Regions from separate parts of the Homo sapiens genome. Here regions 1, 2 and 4 are each linked to region 3. A link is a loop called in an ENCODE intact Hi-C map of the cell type or tissue named here. Cell type or tissue: Calu3. All regions are shown on one strand. Region 1 overlaps LINC02532 (long intergenic non-protein coding RNA 2532). Region 2 has its middle 83 kb from the start of LINC02532. Region 3 has its middle 12 kb from the start of LINC02532. Region 4 has its middle 71 kb from the start of LINC02532.

The links. Hi-C counts contacts between places; a loop is a spot of excess contacts. Peaks named below come from ENCODE experiments on the same cell type or tissue, not always from the same donor. Only the 100,000 strongest peaks of a DNase experiment are listed, where the experiment ranks them.
Region 1: a loop joins it to region 3, with 4 times the contacts of the local background. A loop is called at or near these places in 6 of 110 quality-filtered maps.
Region 2: it touches region 3 in a loop (4-fold over the local background); 6 of 110 quality-filtered maps call a loop at or near these places.
Region 4: a loop joins it to region 3, with 2.9 times the contacts of the local background. A loop is called at or near these places in 2 of 110 quality-filtered maps.

The regions. Positions count from the first base shown.
Region 1 is chr6:106,744,344-106,749,343 of GRCh38, reverse strand. All of the region lies in intron 1 of LINC02532 (long intergenic non-protein coding RNA 2532), which reads left to right. Among named protein-coding and RNA genes, the nearest start is that of MIR587, 37 kb to the left of the region's middle. RefSeq lists an enhancer at 72-997. In Calu3, no CTCF peak of the experiment used is centred here; DNase peaks (open chromatin) are centred at 2,443 and 2,943.
Region 2 is chr6:106,868,356-106,873,355 of GRCh38, reverse strand. No RefSeq gene overlaps it. Among named protein-coding and RNA genes, the nearest start is that of LINC02532, 83 kb to the right of the region's middle. In Calu3, no CTCF peak of the experiment used is centred here; a DNase peak (open chromatin) is centred at 2,975.
Region 3 is chr6:106,796,950-106,801,949 of GRCh38, reverse strand. No RefSeq gene overlaps it. Among named protein-coding and RNA genes, the nearest start is that of LINC02532, 12 kb to the right of the region's middle. RefSeq lists an enhancer at 2,622-2,916. In Calu3, no CTCF peak of the experiment used is centred here; DNase peaks (open chromatin) are centred at 2,239, 2,659 and 3,499.
Region 4 is chr6:106,855,847-106,860,846 of GRCh38, reverse strand. No RefSeq gene overlaps it. Among named protein-coding and RNA genes, the nearest start is that of LINC02532, 71 kb to the right of the region's middle. In Calu3, no CTCF peak of the experiment used is centred here; a DNase peak (open chromatin) is centred at 1,946.

The sequences.
Region 1 (5,000 bases), 53 kb after region 3:
GGGTAGTATAACCACTACTAGGATCAAGATAGAGAATATTTACATCACCCTGAAAAGATTGCTTGCACTGCTTGTAGTCAATCTCCTACCCTCCCCCCAGCTACTGGCAACCACTGATCTGCTTTCTGTCACTATAGTTTTGCCTTTTCTAACATGTCATATAAGAAGCATATATTTTAGCAGTGAATACAACCAAATGAGTAAATAGACATTTGCATTCCCAAGTGAGGCAAGAGCTTTGAAATGGGACATACAGGCTGTGCTATGGAAGCATGTAAGCTAAGTTGGAAAGAGGCTTCTAAGCTGAGATCTGAAGGGGCAGTAGCAGTTTTCTAGGCGAAGAGTGAGAGTAAAGAGTGTTCCATGCTGTGAGGCTACTATATGCAAAGGCCAAGAGGAGACAGACCGCAAGGCAGATTCATCTGGGACCTACAAGTTTTCACAGCTCAAGGATGGAGTAGGAGAGGGTAGGAGTGGTTAGTCAAGACTTTGAAGAGATAAACCAGTTCAAACAAAGAAGTTCTTTCTAAGCATTGTTTGACCTTTATTCCCAGTAGGGAGCTATGGAAGGATCTTCAGCAGAAAACTGATGGGTTCAGATTTGCATTTTAGAAGGATCACTCTCTTGCATGTAGGGAACAGATGGAGGGCAAGGCAGGAGGTAGGGCCCCCCATTAAGAGGCTGGTGCAGTGATCCAGATGAGAGATGCTCAGAGCCGCCACCAGGGGAGGGCAGGCAGTGAAAATGAAGAGAAGTGGATAAATATTTGAGAAATGTAGGAAGCAGCAGTAACAGGAATTAGTAACTAACTGGATAGCGGAGAGGATGCGAGAGAAAGGCCTCACGGAGGATTCTTTGGTTTCTAGCTTGGACACCTGGGTGGAAGATGGTGGCATCAATAAGATAGCAACTTCAGTGGAGCAGGGTTGGAGGGGTAGGGAGAAGAGACAATAGGTTCTGTTTTAGACATGTTGAATTTGGGGGTGTCTAAGAAAATGATGTCCAGCAGACAGTTGGGTGTTCAGGTCTCAGGAAAGAGCTCTCCACGGAGCTTATTCTTTTCTAGTCTCTGTAAACAAGCTTCCAGGCTCTTTCATAAAATTTCCTTGCAAAAAAATCAAAGGATTTGTCCTGTCAAGTGGAATGTTTTTCATATGAAGGGGATTGGCTTCTTGTGTAGTTTAGTCTAGAGAGATTTGTTTCCATGCTACAAACCTTTGAAAAACCGGGAAAAAAGTAGTGATGTCCAACTTTAGTGACATCTCCTCTTCTTCCTCAATACAATCAATCCATTGACATAATAATGTTGAATATCTTGCAGATGAGGAAAGAAAAATGGAGTCAAATGAGCACACCGAGGCCAACCAGATCTGAGCTTTCTAATCTTAAATTGCCTGGGGGTGTGGATGTTATGTGTCTACTGACATGGACAGATTGTGTATGGTTGCCTTTATAAAATGAAGCCCATAGAAATGTTTCAGTAAATACAGTCCTCCAAGTGAACTAAATGTCAAAGGAAAATCTTTTCCTTGCCATCCTCCTTTTCTCTTTTAAACGGAAAGATCCTAAAGAAGCTGTATTAGTGCCCTCAAGAGAAACAGAAGCAATAGGATATATAGATCTATATATTGGATCCTATATCTAGGAATAGGATATATAGATGTATATATCCTATATATAGATCTGTCCTATTGATCTATAGATCTATATAGATATATATCTTATATCAATATATAGGATATATAGAGAGGTACACACATAGGCCTGATGTATATACATAGGTCTGATGTCTGAGGCCAGAAGATAGATGCCCCAGCTCAAGAAGGGAGCACATTCACCCTTACTCTGCCTTTTGACGCTACTTGGGTTCTCCATGGATTAGATGGTGCTCACCCACATTGGTGAGGGCAGGTGTTCTTTATGCAGCTACCCTCATGACACACCCAGAAATAATGTTTTACCAGCTGTCTGGGCAAGCCCTTGGCCCAGTCAAATTGACACATAAAGGTAGCCATCATAGAAACTCATTTCAATGTTGTTTTGTTTTATTACAGGAAGACTGAAGAAACCTAATCCTAGGTGCTGCCACTGGGACAAACAAGAAGCACCAGACACAGTGCTGTTTTAGGGTGGGGCAGAATTATGCTGAGGGAAAAGTTATTATCACTCTTTAAGGCCAAGGAAACCACAATTTTTAAAGAAGCTTCTAGAAATTCTACCCAGTAGAAAATAAAGATAAACTTCTGTAAGGAATTTCATTCTTTTCAGAATTCGCAATCTGAAATGTAGAAGCCCATTCCTTCATGGTTCTCATAGATATTTAGTGTGACTGAGGGGTCAGTGGACTCATAGCACTCAGGCCAGGCTTCTCCTGAGTCCCTTTCTTTGGCACAGAGGGAGTGATTCACAGATCCTCTACCCCCAAAGGCATTGTTTCCTCATCTCAACAAGAATCCAGCACCCGTCATTTTATCAGCACACGTCACTAGCTTCTCAAGTGAGACTACTCTGAAGTGATCTGTGTTTGAAGAATGCCTTTCCCTTTCCCTTACGTAACTAAGAGGATGAAAAAGGACACTCACTCCCTATATGAAAGCTGTGTATTGTAAGCAGTCATCTTGCCTGGCTGAGAACTCTAGGATCTTTTTCTCTGCTCTCCTTTAGGCTGACACTCATAGCCAGACCTTCTGTTTATTAGCCCCCTGAATCTATTTGAAAATATTTTTGCTTTCATTATAATATAAGTCACATTCTTCTTGCATCTGCCGCTGCATTTTCCAAAAGGGTTATGTCAAGGGAAATTCAACACTCACTTTTCTCATTATTTGCTTACCAGCTTGCTCACTCATCAAAATACCAGAGTTATTTGATACTTCAGAAGATTATTTCCCCCTTTAGATGATGTGTCAAGGGAAGGGGAGCTGGCCCCAGTATCAGGTGACAGAATTTTCTTCGCATTTCTACTGTTGACTCAATAAATGCCCTTGGGCAAGTCATGGAGCCTCTTCATACTTTGGTCTCTAGGGATAAAATCTGCCAACCGCAGCATGTGTATTTGAACCTCAGTGTCCTCTGGAATAAAAATAGGAGGGGACCAGGTGTCCATGTGACCCCAAGCTGATGGGAAGAGGATGACCATAGGACTTCAAAATGTCCTTGAGCTGTAAATTCTGTAATAGGGTCAGGCCCACCAGTGGCCTTCAGGCATTTGTCCAGTGGTGTATGGATAAGTTCTAGCACTTGAGTTTTTTCAGCACAAAGGAGGCACTATGTCAACCTCCCACCCATGGGTATTCTGTTTGCTCTGTGTCCCCGCTTCTCTGCATTTCCCTGCCATATTACTCACCACTGGTCGTAATTACTTGCTTGATCACTTGTCTCCTGGTCTGTAAGCTGTTTGAGGGAGGGGAGCACATCTGCCCTATGCAACACTGTACCCTCAGTGTGGTACACAGGAGCACATGCCTGACATATGGAAGTTATGTGAGAAACATTTGTGAAGTGGACAAATTAATAATGCTGCCTGGACTCTATAGAAATCCCTTTTCTGCATCATTAAGGTTCCCAAGCCTGGCCAAGAAGTAGTGGGATCTGATTAGCCTCATCTCCTCATAACCCTACTTCCTATAATATTATAATGAAAGCAGATCTCAGCCCAAATGCTGGCACACATACATATTTATCAGTAAGAAGATCCAAAATCGTTCATGCAGCTGGTTCTGTAAGCTTGGCAAATTTCCAGCCCTCTGAACTTTTCAGTGCTTTGTCCACACTCTACATGAAAGGGCCTCTTAAGAGTGACAGGGCAGTATTCTAAAGACCAGATTTTAATTGCACCAGGTAACTGAATTGTCTGAATTCACAGCTGAACACAGGACAAGGTCAGAATCATATTTCTTATGCCATTTAGAAAGGTGACAAGTGAAGGGCTGGCCAAAATCTTACACCCAGCTTACGTAAGAGTAGAGACTGTCCCTAATGCTTTCCCCAGTCCACTTGTCTCGAACACCATTAGGTTCAATAGTAAAAGCCCATTTCTCACTTGCTTCATGTTAATTGACTGATCACTAATTTTACCAATAAGAAGCCATTTTTATTATTTATCATTATGATTTTTATCATTTTGTTAATTAGCCAAGCTTCTGCTGTTGACTCCAGATAAAGAGAGTTAAAGCACTTGGGGTGACCACCTAAGTAGATTTTTTCATGGTGAACAAATGGAAGCAACAGAAACAGCTCAGACTTTTGAAAAGTGATGAAAAAGGCCCATGATGCCCTGCTCCTTGAAAATGAAGAAGAGGATGACTTAGCCCTGCAGGGCTCTTTTCTTTGCATGTTCTTACCAACCCTCAGGGGAGATTCAGTCTACTAGCTGGCTTCCCCACGTGGACCTCACTCTGTGGCAAGTAACTGGGAGTAATTTACCTTCTGGGTTCTCTTACAACCCCCTTAGCTATGTAGGTGATTTCAGGCCCAAGGGGGAAGATATCAGATAAGCCAGAACATTTTGATTCTACTGACCGAGTTTCCTCACCTCCCTCCCTTTGTTTCTGATAAATACATACGTTAAGGTCAGCTGAAGAGTTGTCTGTGATAATTGCCCTGAATCCTCACTCACTCCTCTGAATTTCTGTCTTCTGTAGCCTCTTAGCCATGTTGCAGGTGAAGGTCTCAAGTCATTTGCACCACTAGGAATCGTTTGTGTTATTGTGACTGATATATGTCCTCAGAGTTGTATCAGTGTTGTCCCCTACACACACATGCACATACATGCACCACACAATATGCACGTTCTATAAGACAGAGCCTCTATTTTTGGTGTCTGCTTAGCCCTCCAGTTTCCCATTGGGATTAGTTGTTTTCTCCAAGCTTCAGACAACTTGGAGATCCTGCCTAACTTTGGTTGCTCTTCCTTGTCAGACTGGAACTTACCCTCAGTATGGTACAACCAATCACTGGCTCTCAGGGAACTCATCACCCTGAACTATGCCTGACAGGA
Region 2 (5,000 bases), 71 kb before region 3:
CTGTCAGACTTGAGCAACCTTGAAATAGAATGATTATGAGATTTAAGGTGGTGGTCTGTGCTGCATTCGCGATATTTATCCCACTCGTCTGTGTGCACGTGTGTATGTGTGTGTGTGTGCGTGTGTATGAGAGAGAGAGAGATGGGAGAGAGAGTGCCTGCCTGAGATCCAGAGAGACCAAAAGGAAGGATAGGTTATGTTCATCTTCACTAATTCCTTGAAGTGGCAGAGTCTTAACCTGACCTGGCTTTTCTTTTATATTTATTTGATGGAACTACCCATATCTCTTAATCAATATGTCTTTGTACTCATATTTTTTAAGGCCATTTCCTGCTTCTTCCCCTTTTCACAGTGCCATTTTTTTTTTTTTTTAAAGAAAATGCTGTTAATACATTCAAAATCTTTCCTCTGCTGCCATGTTGCAGTTACATTGCTTACTAATTTATTCTCCTCCTTCTTAATGGTATAGCTATCCTCTTCTGGATAAATGGAGTCTAATAACATTTCATCCTCTGCCATCTGGCTTATCACTGGCTTGGAGACACAGCTCTGGGATTTTAGGTAGCCTCAGTTTGAGATGACCCAAATATTGCAAGGGCAGTCAAAACAATAGACAGATCAATTTTCACAACTTTGTACCGGATAAGTTTAGAAGGCAACTGCTACTTTTTGAAGAACAGAAAACATGTGAATGTTGTCTCTTATGGAGAGCCAGAAGGCTAAGAGAGGATGTAGTTCTTGTCCCAGACAAATGTGTGATCTTGAGAAAAATTACTTAACTTGCCCAAGACTCAAAGGCTTTATATGTAAATTAAAGACTTTTTCCTGCTGAAAGGCAGAGGACTGGACCTTTGTTTCAACCAGATTTAAGGTTCTGTCAGTACTAGAATGTAAGAAACACTACCCACCTACACTGATAGATTTTAAACTTCTCCAAGGCAGAGTTGGGTCATATTTCCCTTGAATACCCCTACAGCTCATGGCACACTATTAGTCATCTTAACAGCCACCCTTTGCTGAACAATTTATGAGCCACGTACCTGCCTGGGGACTCAAACTTGTTCAGCAGTGGTTATTAGGAGAAGAGAAGGAAGGGAGTGGGCCACAGTGTGGGGCCTACAGCCTACCCAAGGGCCTCCAGCTCCTGAGAGCAGGCAGCTCTCCGGTGTTGGCATGCACTTCCCAGGATCTAAAGGAGAGATCTTTATCTCTTCTCAGGCCATGCACCGGCATATACACAGCTTCAGGGCAGAGACAGCTGGAAAAGTGTGTCCAGGGCAGAGGCAGCTGGAAAAAAAGTAAGTATTCATACTCCTTTTTTTTTTTTTTTTTTTTTTTTGAGACAGAGTCTCCCTTAGTTGCCGAGGCTGGACTGCGGTGGCACAATGCCGGCTCCCTCCCTCTGCCTTCCGGGTTCAAGCGATTCTCCTGCCTCAGCCTCCTGAGTAGCTGGGATTACAGGCATGTGCCACCACGCTCGGCTAATTTTTGTATTTTTAGTAGAGACGGAGTTTCATGTTGGCCAGGCTGGTCTTGAACTCCTGGCCTCAAGAGATCTGCCCGCCTTGGCCTCCCAAAGTGCTGTGATTACAAGCTCTATCCACTGAGCCTGGCCCATAAGTTTCTTCTAATACACAAACAAAGCTCAGCTGTTGGGCTGCACTGGGCTGCTTGGGTTGTGGATGGAGAAAAACATCAGAAAATTATCCAAATTAGGATGAAAAAGTTCAGTAAGAAGTGAGAGCAGAGGTGGAGAAGGCAAGAGTATGGGAGAAGATGAGAGGGACTTAGGGAAGCAGCTGTCTTCATGACAGGCCTAGGGGAGAAGATTTTCCAGCTAGGATTTGAGAGTGTTTCTCTGTGTGTTATAGGAGTGTAATTCCTCTTTCTGGGCTACAGCCCCCTGCCCTGAGACTTCCAGGAAATGTAAAATGACTCTTTAAGATGTTTTACATTCAGATTTTCTTTTTTCTGCCACCTGGTGCTAAAATGGGCCTAGGGAAGGCCCAGGCTTAGGTTGAACTGGCAGGAAAAGCTTTTCTCAATAACCAGAATCAAGTGGCTCTGCTGACAGCCCTCGGTTTTCAAAGGATCTTGCCAATGGGAAGGATTATGCATAGTGATAGGCAGAGTTAATATGTAGCAAAGTCTTGCAGATGGTTGGAAATGCAGGCCCAACAGATTCTTCCCTCATAAAAAGTGCCAACAGTTTCTTCCCTCATCTCTAATGAATGAGTAATTACAAAGCACCTTCCCATCCATTGTTCCACCTTTGTACCCACGATAACCTATTGAACTAGGCATGGTAAACTAATACAACTCCTACTTAGTAGACAATGTTCAGTGACCTGCCCAATTCACAGAGCTAAGAAGGGCCAGACCTGGGCAAGAATCCAGATCTTCTGACTCAATTTATCTTCATTTGTCTAGGCTCCTTGCCATCTCAGTCTGTCTACCGACAGTAGCACCCCTTCATTCTACCTCCCTGCACTCCCCTCCACCCCCTTGATCATCCCAGGCTTGAATATGGAAGTTGAGGTTTTAGGTCCAAGTGCAACAGAAAACATAATGGCTAAAAAGCCCAAGAGCCTTTTTGCATGTTGCATATATCTTAATGGGAGATATAGAGCTTTTTGTTATTAGTGGGACCTGGGCTCAGTAAATTTGGGGTGATATAACTTACCTATAAATTATAAAATCCAGGAAATAAACCACAAGATAAATACCTCACCCTTCTCCATGTGCCATGCCTTACAATCAACCTGTTGTGGGAAATAACTGGAAGTGAGGGATTAGTCCCCTGAATACATAGAACATTATCTTCTGTATTTTTATTTTTTAGAGACAGAGTCTGGCTCTGTCACCCAGGCTAGAGTGCAGTGGTGTGATCATAGTTCATTGTAACCTCAAACTCCTGGGCTCAACCATTCTTCCACCTCAGCTTCCTGAGTAGTTGGGACTACAGGCATGTGCCACCATGCCCGGCTACATTGAACATTATCTTGACAATGCTCCCTAACCATATAAAACAAAATACTTCAAAACCATCAAGGCATATTTGGAATTCTCCAAGCATACTCAAGGTAAGTATCTGCCTCAGGCCTGTTTAGTATTTCTATCAGCAGCTTGAAAAGTAATGTGAAAGGAATGTTCATAGATTGTTCATAAGGCCAAAGCTGAGAGAGATGGCTCATTTACTGTGTGTAGTTATGGGGAGGCAAAGCTGTAATGCCAGGAGGCCACATATTGAGCAGCTTCTGTGTTCATCCAAACATTTTCAGCTCTCAGGCCCTAGACCTGCTCATTTCCAAGCAGTTTCAACTTCTTGGATATCATGGCCACATCCTGGACCTTGCTATTACTCAGGACTGCTTCAGCTCATGCACTTCCAGCATCATGCTCTCTAAGCACAGTCTTTCAGCTCTTGTTTCTGACTCTCTATTTCACCTATTCTGAACGCATCCACTTCTTGTTGCTACCAACTTCCTTTCTTTCTACATTAGTGAGTCCCACCACTTCCTACCTAGCTTCAAGTCAGAAACTTGGATATTCCCCTCCTATTCCCCTTACTACCCCAGACTTGAATATTGAAGGAGTTCTGAATATACTACCTCACCCTTATGCCAATTTGTCATAAGGAGTGTTTTGCGCTGGAGGCAACTAAGAAGCAGCCAACGTAGGAAGAGCTTTTTGCCTTCCCCCTCTCTGTCTAAAAGCAGGACATAAATTTCCCTATGTGAAGGTGTTCCCCCTCCCCTTTCCCGTATCAGAGAAGAACAACCCTATCACTGCAGACAGAAAAATTGGCACTAAGATGGGACCGCACAAACAAACCTTACTAAAATAAAGCCCCAGCTGTCATTAGTTTCCCTCATATATTTACCTTTCAGCAATTCATCACCTCTAGAAGCCCAAACCCCCTTTCCTTCGTCTTGTCACTTCTTCACAACTTTATCACACTTTGTTAAAGTGGTATATAAACCCCTGGTCTAACTGCCTCTTTTGATCTTTTCTTTTTCTCCATGAAGACCTTTGCGCACCTAATAAAATTACACTATTTACATCAAATACAATTTGTAGCTAGGTATGGTGGCACGTACCTATAATCTTAGCTACTGGGGAGGGTGAGGTGGGAGGACTGAGGAGTTTGAGACCAGCCTGGGCAACATAGTGAGACCCTGTCTCTTAAAAAAGAAACACACACACACACACACACACACACACACACACACACACACACACACGTAAGCCATTTTTCTTGTTAATTTGTCTTTTCTCAGTTTAATTTATAGGTCCCACTCATTTAATATAAGAGGGTAGAGGAAAGTCCTTTTCCTTCCCTACAATATGAAATTTGAATTTATCAGATTTTTTGCTCCCTATATCAACTGCTTACCAGATTCTGTAGATAAGTCTATCCCCTATCCCTTGTTTCTATTCCCATAACTGCCCCCATGCCAACCGTTCCAATGTAATTGATGCACCTGCCAGGTCTGCTTGAGGATCTCACTAAAAGCCACCAGGAACATCTACATACTACTTTCAGAATCCCCTTGAGCTCCTTCCTGCTTTTTTGATTCCTCTGATCATCAGCCTTAATTGAGGCACTATATCTTCCACCCAACTTCTTGGAGTGGCCTTGGTATTCCTGGAGGGAAGAACATTGAACCCTCACTGGGCCTATCTAAGAATAAGTCTTTATCACATCTTGCAAAACTATGGCAAGCATTCTCAGACCTTCCTACCTGCCTCTTTTATTTCCTTTCTTTTCACCCAGGCTGGAGTGCAGTGGCATGATCATAGCTCACTGCATCCTCAAACTCCTGGGCCTAAGTGATCCTCCTACCTCACCCTACTAAGTAGCTGGGACTGCAGGCACACACCACCATGCCTGGCTAATTAAAAAAATTTGTTTTGTACAGATAGGGTCTCACTATGTTGCCCAGGCTGGTCTCAAAATCCTGGGCTGAAGCAATCCTTCTGCCTTGGCCTCCCAAAAT
Region 3 (5,000 bases):
CCCTTGTCCCCTCCACTTCCCCCCAGCTGTGAATAGCTGAAAGGCAGCCAGAAGTTAGAAGCCCCTCACAGAGAAATCTGCAAGATTGCTTTATGGACGTTACCCAGGTGTTACTTTCTTACTGAGTCTCAGAGCTGTAATCAAATGCCTTCTGATGATATTCATCGTGCAGATTCGGGAAGCTTTGTGGGTCTCACTGGTATCCCACAAAGGGATGGTAAAGGAAGGGTATGAAATGAATGTGCCATTTGGTCTTTATCCCCCTTGCTCGCATCTGGGTGCCATGGCAACCACCTCACTCTGGAGAGGGGTCTACCAGGGGCCTTCCTATACGTCAGCCACAGCCTTGAAGGGCTGCTTCAGGGACAAGACAATTTTAAAAGAGTTTCCCATCAATCACCAAGACCTGTCATTTTCTTCTTCAAAATGCTTTTTGCATGCAGCTCCTCCCCCGCTTTGCCCGCTTGCTGGCATCTCGATCCAGCCCTCTCACCCGCACCCCCTCTTCCTGTGCCTTGAGGCCTGCGCTCCTTCTGCACATGCTTGTAAGAAAGAGCTCCCTAAAGCATTGCTCTCCTTGGGCCGTTCCTCCACTTGGAAATCTAAAATAGCTTCACATTGCCTTGGAGATCCAGCAAGAATACTCCTGCTTGTTTCCAGGCGCTCTGCAATCTGGTGTTCCCATTGTCATTCACTTCCCATCTCTTCAGTGGTGGCTTGGGTCAGCCTGCCTTCCCTGCTCTCCTCTCCTTGAGGCGGGAATTCCAGGCCCAGGGGTGTTTCCTCACCCCGGTTTTGTTCTTCAGATACTCTCAAAGCACCTTTTCCTTGTCCTTCCTAGTGCCCTGCACAGCTGTCATGAATGTATGGGTTTCATAGGATTTTGTTTATTGTCTGGCCTCCTCAACACACTGGAGCCCTCGGAGGGCAAGGACGCTGTATGAATCTGCTTAAGGCCACCATGACAAATTCCACAGACCAGGGGGCTTTAACAGTAGAAATTAATTTTCTTGCAGTTCTGGAGGTGGGTAGTCTCAGATCAAAGGCTCAAGAAGCACGTTTGGCTTCTCCTGAGGTCTCTCTCTTTGGCTTGCAGGTGGCCTTTTCTCTGGTGTCTCTTTGTGTCTCCAAATCTCCTCTTATGATCACACCAGTTAGATTGGGTTAGGGCCGACACTAAAGGCCTCATTTTAATTTCACTGCCTCTTTAAAGGCCTTATCTCCAAATGCAGTCACATTCTGAGGTACTGGGTGATTTGGGCTTCAACATATGAATTTTGAGGAGACATAATTCGGCCCATAAGAGGCTCAATCCTCTCTGGCTCATGTACCTGCAGCACAGGTACATGTCTGGACATGGAAGGTAGGACTCAGCACAGGTTTGTGCCCGGAATGATGCCTGTCTCTGAGGTGTCCTGCTCCTCACCCGCCAGTCCTTCCAGGCTCAGGTCCAGCCCTGCCCCACATGAAAGCCCTTCTTAAGCCCTGGGCGACTTTCTTCTCAGAATTTCTCCAGTTTGCACATATGCAGTCTCATCTTGCTAACTCTTTCAGGAGTTTTAGCTTTGACCCCTTAACTAGCATAGACCACTGGGCTGTTCCTCCCACAGATCAGCCAACAAAGGGGCTGCTCTCAAACAAACTCCCCTCCCCCACGTGAATGATGCTTTTTCCCTTTGGAAGGATCTGGATCCATCATTGATTAAAATCTTCACGAGGAGGTCTTTGAGGGAGGACGGCCAGTTCCAGGGAGTGGCCCCTCTCAAAATCACCTGGCCTTCCGGAGTGAGCTGGAATCGAAGCTGAGAGTTTGGGTACTTGAATCCACAAACTATTAGGTTGGTGCAAAAGTAAATGTGGTTTTTGCATTAAGAGCAATGGCAAAGATGGCAATTACTTCTGTACCAACTTAATATGTTTCTTTTGTCCTAGAAATAATCACAGACCAAGATGAGAAACACAATCTGCTCATCAGCCTTTCCCAAATAATGGATTGAAACATTTTACTAGCTCAAAGCATTTCAAATCTGTATGGAGATTTTGTTTGGTTTCTAACCATTATTCTCTTGCCAGGCTGGGGAGCAAGTCTTCTGAGATTTAAAGAGTTAAGACTGGTTATGTCTACACATCCCCGGATAACTTAATTATTGACCCAGCTTGTAAATCATTCATAGCTTTCCAGAGATATCTATATACTTCTGCTGGCAGCAAATGAAATCCTGGGCTATTTGTGGAATGGTGGTTGGGGTCAGGGAGAGTGTGAAAAATTAAGAATAACAACACTTCCTTTCCTTCCTGAACTTTAATTGCCCCTTTAAATAAAGCCAAGGCTTTCTTCCTTTGCCACCTTCTCAGAGCACCTCAGTTAACTGCCAAGAAGGCTCTGGTTTCACTTGCCATTCTCCATGTCATGCCACTCAAGGATACTAGGTGACTTTGGTTTCATTTAGGAGTGAAGTCGCTGGGATCAGCCGTCTTGCCTGGAGTCCCCCTGGGTTACAGCCAGGGCTTTAGGAATGCAACATCTTACATTTTAGGTAACTCTTCTAATCCTGTCCCTAAGGGGCTGGATAAGAAATGATGGCTTTCAGCTGGCCTGCCAGTGAGGCATCTAGGCGGGTTTGTGGTTAACCAAGGCCACACACCCAGTGAGCAACAAGATGGGGTTTAATGGTAGCTGTGTCTGGTGGGGGCCACACCTCTGTGGTGTCTGGTGTCAGCCAGGCCTGCGTACTTTCAAATCAGAGGAGAGGTCCGGTCAGGGTTCCCAGGCTGCAGGGTCAGGTCCAACGCCTGTGAAAACAGACACCCAAATAATCAAAGACCTGCATTCCTGTGTCTAAATAGCAGCTAATCCTCACTCCTTTGAAGGAGCAGAAACCACAGGTGACAGTGAAGCCGTCAGTAGAATCAGCCACCTGGTTTGTTTGTCCCCAAGTCCTATAGTTCTCGGAGCCCAAAGGAACCTTAATAGCGTCTCAGTCCATTTTACAGACAAGAAAAATACAGGGTCAGAACACTTTTATTGCAAATTAATACAACCTGGAAAAAGGCTATTTTATTCAAACCAGAAAAGAAATTAATGTCAAGAGACTTTTTTTTTTTTTTTTTGGAGTTTCGCTCTTGTCAGCCAGGCTGGAGTGCAGCGGCGCAATCTCGGCTCACCGCAACCTCTGTCTCCCGGGTTTAAGTGATTCTCCTGTCTCAGCTTCCCAAATAGCTGGGATTACAGGCGCCCGCCACCACACCTGGCTAATTTTTGTATTTTTAGTAGAGATGGGGTTTCACTATGTTGGCTGGTCTCAAACTCCTGAACTCAGGTGATCCACTCACTTCGGGCTCCCAAAGTGCTGGGATTACGGGCATGAGCCACGGTGTCCGGCCGCAAGAGACTTTTTAAGGTAAACAGTTGAATATTTTAAATGCCAAAAGCTGATGTCGTAATTTATTAAAGCCAGAGGCAAATCTTTCTCAACTTGTTCAGTCAACACAGTCCAGTTTCTAGTCAGTTTCAGCTGAGTGTGTCTGGAAGCACATTTTCCCTCTGGGGAAAACTACTGGCCTAGCTGGGCCGCTCCTTAGGGCTTTAGAGTTGTCTCTTTGTTTTCCTTGAATGTGTAGTGGCTCATTGGTGTGGGGTGGGGAGGAATTCAGACGAGGAGATCTGCAGGGGAATTTTCAATAAGCTTTGAGTGTTTTATAGGCATCCTTGCAGACCACACTATAAGATGTGGCTTTGTGACCACCCATCCCCTTACAGAGGCTTCTAAGAGGCTGAGATTTCAAAATCAAACTTCACAGGCAGGCGGACTCAAAGCCTCGCATCAACCAGCCACACACCACCTTTCTCAACAACCTCATTTTGCACCTTTGGAGAACATCTGTTAGAATCAAGCAAACCCTTTTCCCAAATTCTACTCTTGCTTGTTACCATTTCTGGCCAGTTGTTTTTACATGTTATTTTATTTAATATTCATAAAAATCCTACAAGGTAGGTTTTATCATCTCCAATTTTCATATGAGGAAACTCAAGCTCTGCACAGGTGAGCAGCTTTCTCAAGCTGCATAATTAGTAGCATCACCAGTGTTGTCTTCATTCCATGATGCCATTTAGCAAAGCACAGTACCCTATAATTTTTAAAAAGACTCTCTTGACCCTAGTGTAGAACTCTGTTTGGATAAACAGATGACCAGAGAATGTGGCTTGTATCAGGAGACTTCACACTGCAATTTTAGAGTCCTGTACCTGTAACCTGTGTGTGCGTATGTGTATACACATTACTATTGCCATTTCTTCTTCTCATCAGTTTCCCACCAGGATGAAGTCTTTGTCTGGCTTGAGGATGAAGTCTCTATCTGAAGGCTGCAGAGCTTTGTCTGTTTGCTGGGGAGAGCTGTGGGCCTTTGAAGTATACCTCTGTGCTGAATTGTTTTGGGGCAGGGGTAGGCTTGTGGGGTAAGGGGAGAATCTTGTTTACTCACACTCACAGTCCCAGAGACTGTGCATCTTGCCCTGGCTCAACCAGTTCACAGAGGCCTGGATGAGCTTTATGCAAGAGAGGTCTTTATGGAAACACAGACGAAAAAAGCTGCCTGAACACATGCCAGAAATGCCACTTCAGGCTGTTAGGTTCTTGCTCTTCTCTCTCTGTGCGCCTTTTTGGCTTTGAGTAATTTGAAGGGGCTCCAAACCCCAGTTCCTTACCAGGCCTCTTTCCCCCACCAGTTTCAATGCTTCTGCCAAACTGAAAAGGTGAGCCCAGCAACCCTCTTTCCTCAAGCAGTCCTGCTCCATCCCAGCTACATTCTAGGTCAGGACACTAAAAACCCACCCCAGAGTGGATGTACAAGAACAATATTTTACTCAACATTTTGGCTTTTTAAAATTAAACTTAGATGAAAACTGGCTTTACAGATGTTGGAACACTGGTGTGGCCCTAAGAGCTGGCTTAGTTGGGGTTTATGAGGCTTATATGAGATGATGTTTTCCCATGCCTGAG
Region 4 (5,000 bases), 59 kb before region 3:
TAACATCAGGAACCTGATTAATAAATATACGATGATTGAATAAATGTTTGAAACAATGTCACAGGAAGACAATCAAGGAATCTCCTAGTATAATTGAATTGTATAGCAGGGCAGGAAGAGTTTTTCTAGTCCTGAGGATTTTGGCCTGGAGAAAAGAAGATTTAGGGAGGACAGAAAAAGTGTCTGCAAGCATTTGAAAAGCTGCCATGTAGAGGAAGGGAGGCATGTTTTCTGGTGCTCCTGAGCAATGAACCTCAACAACAGTTTGGGAAAGGTGGCAGGAGACAATGTGTGTAGTTGGAAAAAGTTGCAGAGCAACTTACAAAAAAGAAAATGCACAAATCTTTTTGTCTAGTGGGAGTTGGTGGGTGTCAGAGTGAAAATGGCACAGTTTGGTAAGGTGGGAAAAACTCTGAGTCATAGGAAGGCTAGTGTTGGTTGACAATAAGGAAGTATATTCCATCCTCCAGGGAAGAGGGTCACTCAACACAACAGAGACTGCATTTTTTTTTCCTGGTTTTGGACAGAGTCCCATGTAGGGTTGTGAGATTGGATCAAAGGTCTCTGAAACCCCTTTATGCTTTCAGAGCCAGATCTGTCTTCTCTGATCACTCTGTCTCTCCCTTACCTCCAGTTCTCTCTCCAGAGTCAGTCGATCTCTTGTTTCTGGGCCTCTGAAGTCCTTCCCCTGTTTAGATGACATGGCCACTGATCATGGGTGCTGGGTCATCTAAAAGCAAAACACGGCCTTGAAAAAAAGACTGCACTATTAAACATAAAAATCACCTTTTTGAAGAAAAGATAAAACAGATATAACTTGGATAAACTATCATAGTATCATATTTGACAAGTGTGTACTCACATTTTTATAGATATGTTGTACTTTAGAGTTTATAACATGGCCACTGATCATGGGTGCCACTCAGCTCTCCCTTCTGGCCATAGACGTTCACCTTTCCCCAGCTCCAGCTGCAGTGGTGTTGACTGTGGCCGAAGGCTCATGGCTGGGCTCACAGCTGAGTCCCTCTCCAGAATTTGCCTCTGTGGAAGGAAGCTGCCTCACTCAACCCAAACTTTCTCCCCTCCACCAAGGGCAGCTCTCATCCAATGACAGATCTATGCTGGAGGAAGAAAAGCCCCTTGCCTCCATTTGGGACATTTCCACAGGGTCTTCATATGGGTTCTGAACCCACTGTTGCCAACTGCATCACCATTCAACTTCTCCCTCTGCCTAGTTTGGCTTCTCTCCCTCCCTCCCCAATATGTGTAGTTCCTGGGAGCAAGACTCAACATTATTCCTTTCTAATGGTGCCTTAGCAAAGTACCACAAGCTGGGTGCCTTAAAACAACAGAAACATTATAGTACAGTTCTGGAGGTTAGAAGTCTCAAATCAAGTCACTGGCAGGGCCATGCTCTCTCTGAAGGCTCTGGGGGAGAATCTTCTCCATGCCTGTCTACCAGCTTCTCATGTTTCCAGCAAGCCTTGGTGTTCCTTGGCTTGTAGATTCATCACTCTAACCTCTGCCTGCATTGTCACATGATGTCCCCTATGTATATGTGTCTGTATCCACATTTCCTTCTTATAAGGATATCAGTCAGCCCACCCTAACCTGGTATGAATGCATCTTAAGTACATCTGCAAAGAGTTTGTTTCCAAATAAGGCCACAGTCACAGGGATGGGAGTTAGGACTTCAACCTCTTACCAGAAAGAAGGGAACTGTAGCCACCCAACAGGTTCACCTCGCCCACGGCCTAGACAAAACTGAATTGTCAAAACAAGGAAATTGCAATAGAGAAAGAGTAATTCATGCAGAGGTGACTGTGCAGGAGACTGGAGTTTTATTCTTTCTCAAATCAGTTTCCTGGAGCACTCAAGGATCAGAGCTTTTAAGGATAATTTGCTGGGTCGTGGGGCCAGTGAGTCGGGAGTGCTGATTGGTTGGGTCAGAGATGAAGTCATAGGGAGTGGAAGCTGTCTTCTTGTGCTGAGTCAGTTCCTGGGTGAGGGCCACAAGACCAGATGAGCTAGTTTATCAATGTGGGTGGTGCCAGATGATCCATCATGTTTAGAGTCTGCAAAATATCTCAAGCACTGACCTTAGGCTTTACAATAGTGATGTTATGCCAAGGAGCAATTTGAGGTGGGTCAGACTCCAGACTCTTGTAACCGCCAGCTGTATGACTCCTAAACCATAATTTCTCATCTTTTGGATAATTTGTTAGTCCTACCAAGGCAGTCTAGTCCCCAGGCAGGAAGGGGGTTTGTTTTGGGAAAAGGCTGTTATTGTCTTTGTTTTAAAGTTTAACTATAAACTAAGTTCCTCCCAAAGTTAGTTCAGCCTATGCCCAGGAGTGAACATGGACAGCTTGGAAGTTAGAAACAAGATGAAGTTGTTTAGGTTAGATCTCTTTCACTGTCTCAGTTATAATTTTGCAATGGCAGTTTCAGGATCCTTGGTTTTTAGTCTTACTTGGAAGAAAGAATTCTGCCAAGCAACTAATTTACTCAAAAAAAGAGAATTTACTGAAGGAAAATAGAGAGCAGAGAGTTTATTTAGAGAGCCAGGACACTCTGAAAGATAAGCCCGAGCAGGCTGCTGAAAGAGAGTGGGCCAGCAGCAGCCCGAGAACTCTGCGCTGGGTTTTTATGATGTTGATTTTTTTTTTCTTGGCGTTCCCACCTCTGTCTTAAGTCTCTGCCTTTTTTCTTTGTCTAATTTTCCTGCTTCTGCCTTAAGTCCCTACCTTTTTCATACCTAGTTCCCACCCCAGGCTTGTGGGACCCTCCCTTACTAATGGTGCACACGTGTGGGTTCCGTGTTGAATATGGATTCTACCTAATGGCTGCATTGCTCATTACTGCCACTCAAGGAATGTTGTACAGTGGTCAAATCTTATTGTGCCTGCATTTCTCTTCGGAATTTCTCCTTTGCCCTATTAGCATGTAGCTAGCGACAATGTGACAGGTGAACTGCAGAGTGAGCAATTACTGGGGTCTTAAGAGGCGTTCCTTTCTGCCAAGGTATTTTCCCTCCTCTCTGCTCACATCTCACATGCAGGTTTTGGGTGATCTCTGGGGTGTGAGATTTTCCAGGCCTCCCTTTTCTCAGGGGCTGCCCCACCTGCTCATGTCTAGCTATCTGCCTACTTTAACAAATCTATCTTTTGAGAGGGTACCATTCAACCCACAACACCAACAAATTATCTATTTGCAGATCTCCCTCTCAGAATCTGTTTTCCAGGAAATCTGATCTATGACACCACTCAAACCCTAGTTTTCTTGTGATTCTGGATTCTAGACCCACAGCCATGACTAACCTTTAGCCTGGAGGCTAAAGGAACTCCATCTTGGATGCTAATCTCCCATGTTGACTTTTTTTTTTTTTTTTTTTTGAGACACAGTCTCTCTCTGTTGCCCAGGCTGGAGTGCAGTGGCATGATATCTGCTCACTGCAACCTCTGCCTCCCAGGTTCAAGTGATTCTTCTGCCTCAGCCTCCCAAGTAGCTGGGACTATAGGCACGCGCCACCAGGCCCAGCTAATTTTTGTATTTTTAGTAGAGACGGGGTTTCACCATGTTGGCCAGGATGGTCTCGATCTCTTGACCTCATGATCTGCCTGCCTCAGCCTCCCAAAGTGCTGGGATTACAGGCGTGAACCACCGCACCTGGCCAGCTCATTTTTTTTTTTAAATCATAAAGGTAATTCATATTCATTAAAGGGAATTTAGAAAATAGAAAAGACCAGGTAGAAAAGAAGTCTTAATAATTTTGAGTATAGAATCCCTAGAAAATGGATATGCTGCAATTTATATAACCACTTATCTGTTGTTGGTCATTTAGGTTGTTTCTGTTTTTTCACTATTATGATGCTGCTGTGAATATCATTGTGCCGAAAAGGTTTTTTCTACATTTAGAATTTCGTTAAGATTGATGTCCACAAGTGTTAAAGGATATGAAGTTTGTCCCCCCAAAGTAACATTTTTTCTCATTATAAAATAGTACATGATTATTGCGCACACTGGGGGAAGGGGGGTGGACTTTCTTTTTATTTCCAGAAGCTGCCTTCAAGTTCTTTCGTGCCTCAGGGCCTTTGCACTAACATCTTTCAGACGTAGCTGCCACCTCCTCAGAGAGGTTTTCCTTGACCTGAAATTCAGAGGCACCAGTCAACTCTGTCTATCAAATTATTCTATTTAAAATTTCTTGGAATGATCAGCTTCTGAATTTTTTCTTGCTTATTTGGCTATTTTCTGTCTCTCCACGAGGCAACAAGAACCTATAGGGTCTGTCTTATGCAAAATCATAGCCTCAGCACCTGGCACTGTGCCTAGCATATAGTAGCTGCTTCATAAACGTTTGCAGAATGAATGACCTTTGGGTCACAGGTCCACCGGCGACTCACCAGGGGTTTGTGCCCCTTCCTTCTTTCCTTCTCAGTGGAGTTTGAAGCACTTACGGGTGTCAAGGAAGCAAGTCTTATCGCCCCTTTCCACCTTCTATGAGTTTTCTTTGGCCACTCAGAAGCTGACTCACTGTGGCTATAGGAGAAATAATACTGGATTTTCAGAATTTCACCCAGTGAAAAAGAAATGTAGAATATGAAGACTTGTTCAAGGTATTAGGTTGGTGCGAGTTTACTGACAAACTCAGTCAGTGTATGCTTTAAGATTGATTAAAAGTTTATTTGTAATTTTAATTAAAGGTTACCTAGTATTTTCCAGCAAGGTTTGGAGCTGGGGTCATTAATAAACAGGCTTTGTCTTTATTGATGCTTTGGTCAACACCTTTCCAGGTGTGCAGAATGATTTTTGGTCCAATTACACTAAAAATAAGAATTCTGAATTCAGCTATGACTATTTATGCTGTACTCAGTCTGTTCAAAGATAAATACTAAATGAGGTAAAGACTCAATTTTAACTGCTTAATAAATCTTTAAGTAGTATAATGGTATAATATTTACTAAAAGTGGCAAATATTGATGAGTGGTAAAGTAAAT